Regions from separate parts of the Homo sapiens genome. Here region 2 is linked to region 1. A link is an interaction called in ENCODE POLR2A ChIA-PET data of the cell type or tissue named here. Cell type or tissue: PC-9. All regions are shown on one strand.

What was found. ChIA-PET counts read pairs that join two places held together with the same protein. Peaks named below come from ENCODE experiments on the same cell type or tissue, not always from the same donor. Only the 100,000 strongest peaks of a DNase experiment are listed, where the experiment ranks them.
Region 2: POLR2A ChIA-PET joins it to region 1 with 10 read pairs; 1 of 35 experiments calls an interaction of 5 or more read pairs at or near these places.

What each region holds. Positions count from the first base shown.
Region 1 is chr1:205,448,214-205,452,213 of GRCh38, forward strand. All of the region lies in intron 1 of BLACAT1 (BLACAT1 overlapping LEMD1 locus), which reads right to left. It overlaps MIR135B (microRNA 135b), which reads right to left and starts at 185; the gene lies at 89-185. It also overlaps a transcript of LEMD1 not described here. RefSeq lists a silencer at 1,770-1,979. In PC-9, a CTCF peak has its summit at 2,546; DNase peaks (open chromatin) are centred at 838, 1,998 and 2,448; H3K4me3 peaks cover 2,882 bases; H3K27ac peaks cover 3,234 bases.
Region 2 is chr1:206,852,956-206,856,955 of GRCh38, forward strand. No RefSeq gene overlaps it. Among named protein-coding and RNA genes, the nearest start is that of IL20, 11 kb to the right of the region's middle. In PC-9, no CTCF peak of the experiment used is centred here; a DNase peak (open chromatin) is centred at 1,976; H3K27me3 peaks cover 533 bases.

The sequences.
Region 1 (4,000 bases):
CCCCACCCCCAAGCAAAGCCTCCTTCTGGTGCCCCTTGGTGGCTGGCTCCGAACCTGGTCCCATGGGAGGTGCAGCTGCGCAGGAGAAGGAGCTCGCCCCTCACTGTAGCCCATGGCTTTTAGCCCTACATGAGTTTGGGACAGCAATCACATAGGAATGAAAAGCCATAGGCCACAGCAGAGTGGAGGGGTCCAGCGGCAGGAATCTCATAGGGAAGCGAGAAGCTGGGGCACCCGAGAAGCCCTCACTCCCCTTCTCAGCACCCCCGACCCCAGACCCACCCACACTGCCTCCCTCCAGGACTGGGCCCCCCAGGTTAAATTCTCTCACCATCTTCCACCACCTGCACTAAAGCCATCCCAGTAATGAGTTTCCAGTTCTTGCCCTACAAAGGCCTCACACAATGGTCCTCACTCCAGGGTATGAGGAGGGGTGGCTTCCTGGCCATAAAGGACCTCCTCAAATTCCCTTAATTAGCTTCCAGCCCCCTGCCCAGGGTCCTTAACTACCCCTTCCCTAGAGAATAAGGCCGGATCTTTTCAAGGCTGCTGCTGCCAGTACCCAGGATGGGGGGCCCCAGGTTAGGCTCCCTCTTTACAAAGCTTAACTCTTTCTAGTCCAGCCACTGGAAGCACAGAGGGCAAAGGAGGGTCTGGGTAAAGGAGGGCAGCGATGAGGACCTACCCTTTGTTTAGAGGGGTTAAATAGGTTTCTTGAGTGCCCCCAGGGGTGGGGGCTGGGCCAACCTACCCAGACCAGTCTGGGTGGTTACCGACAACACCCATTCTTGCATAGTTTAGAGGAGAGTGAGATCTCTGTCTCCAGACCTGGTTGGAGTCAGAAAGAGGGCTTCAGCTGAAACCTCCCCAAGCTGAGGGCAGCTCACTCTGGAGCCATCCCTGACAAGGCTGTGGGAGGGGTGCGCAGTGCCCTGCCGCTCTCATTGGCAGGACATGGGGGTTAGCACAGACATCTCTAGGACTGGATTGAAGAGCTGAGTTAAGGCGAACCAAGGTCTCAGGGCCCTGGAAAAGGTGTGTTCTAATCACAAGTGCTATTTCCCCACCCGCTCCCATGACGGGTCAGCTGCAGGCATCAGCTTCAGAGAAGTGGGCTTCTAGGGCTCCTGCTAGCCCAGGCTCAGGAAAGCCCCAGGGGCCTCAGACCTCTCCCAGGGGCCCCCAAGAAGATGGTAAGAGGCCCCAGGCCCAGATCAGGCCCTGCCTCTGCCAGGGAGTAGCTGCCTCTCCCACCCCAACTGTACCCTCAGCCCCAGGGCAACACTTGCTGGCTCCCTGCACAACCCTGGTAGAAGCAACCTGTTTTCACTGGACAGGAATCCTGCATTCCCCAACAACAGCACAGCACAGCACAGCACACAGCACACAGCACAGCACAGCACGCCCCTCCACACACTCCAGACATGCCCAACCTTCAGGGCCAAACAACCAGGCATCCTGCGGCCTCCCACCTGAACTTTGGGCCATCTGCCCCAGCCCCAACCCCCTCTGGTTCTCCTTTCCTTCCTCTCTCATGGGCCCCCAGAACCCCAGACCCAGGCCCTGCATAAAGCCATGGACTCTAGGCAGAATGCCCTCAGCTCCCTCCCAAGGGATGCTGGGCCAGGGGCTGGGGGTCCCAGGGGCTGCTCACCTGGCGGACTCAACAAGGCCCCCTTTCCCTCGCAGTCCGCCTCACAATTCCCCGCAGAGCCACTTCCTGCCTTCCAGGCAGCCACTCACTCCTCCACTCACCCCGAGAAGCTCCACGCCCCAGCGAGGGCAGGCCTCCTCCCTCCCCCTGCCCGCCCACCACCGGCCAGGGCTGAGCTGTACCCAACTCAACTTGACTCACTTGTGACCGGCCCCTCCCCCAGCCCTGAGGACGGTGGGGGTGGGGGTGGGGGCGGGCTGGGCAGGCGGGGCAGCCAGGTATTCCTTCAACCCTGACTTGGGCCTGAGTAACAAAGGTCTCATTGAGCCTCTGGCTGTCTGGTCGGTGAAGCACAAACCTCTTGTATCTACTGGCTTTTGATCTCACTCCCTCTGAACCAGCCATGTATTACTCACGTCCCCCTGCCGGGCTATTGGTGCAGAGGGGCTGTTTGGTCCCTCCCTCCCTCCCCATCTCCTTTCTCTCCTTCCTTCCCCTGCCGCTCCCCTCCAGCTTTTTTATAGTTTAATTTTTGGCAGGAGACCTGAGACGGCTCCCTGCAGGCCCCCCTCTCCTGCCTGGCCCCCCTCCCCTTCTCCGCAGCCCTGGTTCCTCTCCTCACCCATACCCCTATTCTGCTCCCACCACTCCCCTGCCCTGGGAGGACAAGGTCAGCACTTATCTGTCCTTCCATTTCCTTTCTCAGACCTGCTCGAGCCTGGCCCCCTCCACCCACCCTCACCCAGTCCTGCGCTCGGATTCCCAGCCATAGCCTGCCAATCCCAGCTGCCTATCCCTGGGCACATGAAGGGCTCAGCCCCTGGCCTGCCTACCAATCCCAGCCCACCTGACAAGCCCCAAGTAAGCTGTGGAAGTAGGGCATCTCTCTCTAAGGTGTGTCTGGGCCAGAGGGACTGGGCTGGGGATGGAGGTGGGGACAGCCATCATGTCTCAGGCTGGAGTGAACCTCACTTGAAATATGGAGAAAGAGGAAGCAGGTCAAGCCTCACCTCCTTTCCCGAGGAAAACCCTGCTTCCTCCAATCCCGAGAACCTGGGCAGTGAAAGGCCACTGCTGGGCGAGAACCTCGAGGACTCCCTCTCCTCAAGATGGGGCCATGCCCACGATTCCTGTCTCCTCTGGGGCCACCACAACCTTTCTGCAGCTTGCTGGTGGTGAGAACTGGGGCCCAGCAGCCCAAGGGGCCCAAGGGATATCCACTGTGTATAAGGGCCACCTCACAGGGCCACTGGAACATTTTCTCTTTAGCTTCCCCTGGCTCTGTCCCCCAGGATCCCTTTCCTCCCTTTCCTCCTTGGCCACTCCAGGGAGAGAGGCAGTCACCTTTGAGGTCTGAGCTCTCCCCAGAAATGCCAACAGATGCTAAGAATTCCCATGGTGGCCAATTCTAGAGCCTTGCCCATCCCCCACACCTACCACCAGTGGCCTCCTCTCCACTTCAGGAGTTTCCACCCCTCCCTAGCCCTCAGGTACTCCCATTCAGCCGGATTTGGGAAACTTCTGCCCCAACAGAGGCCCCATTCTTCCTGCCGCAGGCTCCCATTGTCCCTCATGACTCCACACATTCTTGGGCCTCTGATGAGAAGTGGAGACAGCCACCCGCCCTGCTTGCCTGCCCTTGCTGTCAGCACAGCCTGGGCCCTGCCGCCTGTGGCAGGAGTTGGGGGGAGTGGTCGGGGGGGTAACCAAGAGGGAATAAAAGGAGGTGGGAGACAAAACAGGAGTGAGGGGGAGATGGAACTGAGAGACACAGAATGGAGACACTGAGAGAAATTGTGAAGAAGAGGACAGAGGTGATAGCAGATGGAAATGCAGAAGAAACTCAATGGGAGAAAAAAGGCGAGAAGGGGAAAAGCAACTTTTTTTTTTTAGTGAAAACTGTGTCATGCATCTAGGTCCCCCTTAATGATCATCTTTCAGTAACACAAATATTTATTATTATTATTCCCATTGGGTAGATGAGAAAACTGAGGTTGATGGAGGCTACAACTTGCCTGGATGGGCATTTTTTGCTCTTAGAGGAGAGGGTAGGAGAAGCCTGAGAGAGAGAAAGCAGAGAGCCAGAAAAGAAGAATGCTGACAAAGAGAAACTGGAGGCAGAGGTGGAGCACAGGCAGAACCGGAGGCAGCAGGGAGAGATGAGGGGGCCTGGGGCAAGAGGCGGAGGGAGGGCTGGGGAGAAGAGACCTCAGGTGTCCCTGGCCTGATTGGCTGGTGGGTGTGCCCTCCCCTCCTCTGTAGTAACAAGTCCCTTAATCTTAGTGCAAGCTGCAGAAGCCAGGTCCAGCATGAAAACTAAAGCCTGTTTCACTGGGGAGCAGGCTG
Region 2 (4,000 bases), 1.4 Mb after region 1:
TTTGACAAAGGTGCCAAGAACATACACTGGGAAAAAGACAGTCTTTTCAATAAATGGTGCTTGGAAAACTGGATATCCATACGCAGAAGAAAGAAATGAGACCCCTACCTTTCACCATATACAAAATTCAAATCAAAATGGATTAAAGACTTAAATCTAAGACCCCAAACCATGAAACTACTACAATAAAACATTAGGGAAACTCTCCAGGACATTGGCCCAGGCAAAAATTTCTTGAGCAATATTTCACAAGCCCAGGTAACCAAAGCAAACATAGATGAATGGGATCACATCAAGTTTTTCTGTACAGCAAAGAATACAATCAACAAAGTGAAAAGGCAATCAACAGAATGAGAGAAAATATTTTAAAACCACCCATATGATGAGGGATTAATCATCAGAATATATAAGGAGCTCAAATAATTCTCTAGGAAAACATCTAATAACCCAATCAAAACATGGGCAAAAGATTTGAATAGACATTTCTCTAAAGAAGGCATACAAATGGCAAACAAGCATGTGAAAGGTGCTCAATGCCACTGATCATCAGAGAAATGCAAATCAAAACTACAACGAGATATCATGTCACTCCAGTTAAAAAGCCTTATATCTAAAAGACAGGCAATAATAAATGCTGGCAAAGATATGGAGAAAAGTGAACCCTCGTACACTGTTAGTGGGAATGTAAATTAGTACAACCACTACAGAGAACAGTTTGGAGGTTCCTCACAAAACTAAAAATAGAGCTACCATACAATCCAGCAATCCCACTGCTGGGTATGTACTCAAAGGAATGGAAACATTGTATTGAAGAGATGTCTGCACTCCCATGTTTGCTGTAGCTCTGTTCACAAAAGCCAAGATCTGGAAAATAACCTAAGTGTCTGTAAACAGATGAATGGATAAAGAAAATGTGGTACATAAACACAGTGGAATACTATTCAGCCATAAAAAAGAATGAGGTTCAGTCATTTGCAACAACATGAATGCAACTGGAGATCATTATGTTAAGTGAAATAAGCCAGGCACAGAAAGACAAATATCACATGTTCTCACTTATTTGTGTGACTGAAAAATCAAAACAATTGAACCCATGGAGATAGAGAGTAGAAGGATGGTTGCCAGAGGCTGAGAAGAGTAGTAGGGGGTTTGGGGGGAAGGGGGGATGGTTAATGGGTAAAAAAAAAAAAATAGAATGAATGGGACCTGGTGTTTGATGACCCAACAAGGTGACTATAGTCAATAGTAATTTGTTTGTACATTTTAGAATAACTAGAAGAGTATAACTGGACTGTTTGTAACATGGGAGATAAGTGCTTGAGGGGATGGATGCCCCAATTTTTATGGTGTGGTTGTCACACATTGTATGCCTGTGTCAAGGCATCTCATGTGCCCCATAAATATATACACCTGCTGTGTACTCACAAAAATTAAAAATTTTAATAAATGTTGATTGTCCTATTTAATTATTCTCAACTTTCCGATTTTATTTCCCATGTAACAGTGTTGTTTTAGGAGAGTTTTACTTGTACATTTATTTATTTACTTATAACTAGCAAGTATGAAGGCAAGAGACTCTGGCCCAGAGCAGCTGTACTTTCCTCTAGGTCTGCATCTCCAGATGGCTCTCTGCCATGTCCTGGCAATGGCTCTTGTAGTTTCTGCATGGCCAACCAGGCTCCAGGTAGCCTTCCTGGTTCTCCCTGCTACTCAGGTACCCCTCCCGCAGGCTGGTCCAGTGCTCTGTTCTTCCTCTGTCACAGTACTCATCAGTGTGGGACTCTTCCCTTGACTCTATCCAGACCCCTGCTTTGTTCAGCACTGATTGTCATGCCTAGAACAACCGTTAGCTCATAAGATGCACTCAATACTCCCCATGCAGCCATGAGCAATGCCTGACTGTGGGTGGCAGGGCTAAGCAATTATTCCTGGATGTAGGTCCACAGCAGGAGTCAGCATGTCACATTTGGCCAAGGACTTTGGGAGAGGATAAATTCTTAAAAAGTTGCTATGAGCTCAAGTTACATTGGTTTTTTTGTTTGTTTTTGTTTCTTAAGTAGCAGGTGAGATAAGACATTCCAGAGATAGAGTGTTCTTTTTTTTTTTTTTTTTTTGAAATGGAGTCTCACTCTGTGGACCAGGCTGGAGTGCACTGGTGTGATCTTGGCTCACTGCAAGCTCTGCCTCCCAGGTTCAAGCAATTCTCCTGCCTCAGCCTCCCGAGTAGCTGGGATTACAGGTGTGCACCACCACACCTGGCTAATTTTTGTATTTTTTTAGTAGAGATGGGGTTTCACCATGTTGGCCAGGCTGGTCTCGAACTCCTTCTGACCTCAGGTGATCTGCCTGCCTTGGCACCTCAAAGTGCTGGGATTACAGGTGTGAGCCACAGCACTCGGCCCAAGATAGAGCATTCTCTAGAGCAGCAGTCTCCAACATTTTTGGCACCAGTGACTGGTTTTGTGGAAGACAATTTTGCCACCAGGTCAAGGGTGGGGAGGGCGGATGGTTTTGGGATGAAACTGTTCCACCTCAGATCATCAGGCATTAGTTAGATTCTCATAAGGAGTGCAAGTTAGATCCCTCACATGCGTAGTTCACTGGGGTTCACATCCTATGAGAATCTAATGCCACCGCTGATCTGACAGGTGGTAGAGCTCAGGCAGTAATGCTCGCTGGCCTGCAGCTCACCTCCTACTGTGGCCTGGTTCCTAACAGGCCACCAACCGGTACTGGTCCATGGCCTGGGGGTTGGGGACCCCTGCTCTAGAGCATTCTAGAGACGTCTATATACTTCGCATTCTGTTACTGAAAGACATTCAATTAGTTCAGTTTCAGAGCTCTGCCACAGAACCACCTTCAGCGAAGATTCAAGTGCTGTAAATGAGGCTGGATCCAGAACCAGGTCCCATGGAAGGACCATCATGGGAGTGGGAGTGGGTTCAGAATCTAGCTTTCATATCAGGAGATAAGTGTGACTCAGCACACTCTGGTCTGGATGCCTCTGCTGATCACTTCCCTAGACTATGTAAGAGCACTCTGTGCCTCAATTTCCTTATTTGGAAAATGAAGAGAATAAGCACACATACTTCATGGGGTTGCATGAGAATTAAAGGAACTAGTATTTCATGAAGTCCATAGTGCCTGGCACACAGTAAGTGCTACAAACAAACAACAAAAGAGCCTGTGGTCACCTTCTAGTGCATCTTAACTCTACCCCCAGCACAGGCTTAACTTCCCAAGAACTGCAGCGCTTCCCCCAGGGCAGAAAGCCGTCTTCCTCTTGCTCCTTCCTCTCTACCTCCACTCTTAGTTGTGTTCCTTGGGACCCAGAATGGTTTTCCAGTTCTTGACAAGTCAGAGATACCTCAGTATCCATTTCCTGTCTCAGATTCTGAGCTTCCGAGGGTACAGCTACTTTGTAAATGGCTGCACTCAGTATATAAATGTTCATTGAATGAATGAATACATGCATGAAGCAAAGGCGGAGCCCACTTAAAGGAAGCCTGTGGCTTTGTCATTGGTTTCGGAACTTCTCAGCCTTCCTTTTATCCTCCACTTGGATCCTCTGCCTCTGTTCCATGTCCTTGATTTCTAGCTCCATGGCAAAGGAGTCAGTTTTCTGTCTGTCCTTCTTGTCTTTCATTTCTCTTTCACCCCTGATTATTGTCCTATGGTCCTTAACTTCACATCCTGAAGCCTGAAGACTAGTGTCTCCACTCAACTCCTTGGCTGGCCAGGGCTCTGGGTGTCTTGCTAACTGGGGCCCTTCTCACCTAGGAGTGGTGCAGTCCCAAGCGTGCAGGCTAGAGGGCATCATCTGTTCCGACAAGGTCAGTAGTGGCAGAAGCAGCACCTTCTCACTTGGGCCAGAGGTTCAGCTTTTTCAGACCAGCCGCCCTATGACTGGGGAGAAAGAACTCAAGACTTCACCTCTTCTTCCTCACCTCCTCAATGGCTCCAAAATGTCCCTCACACCTCACTCAAGAAGAGCAAGGTG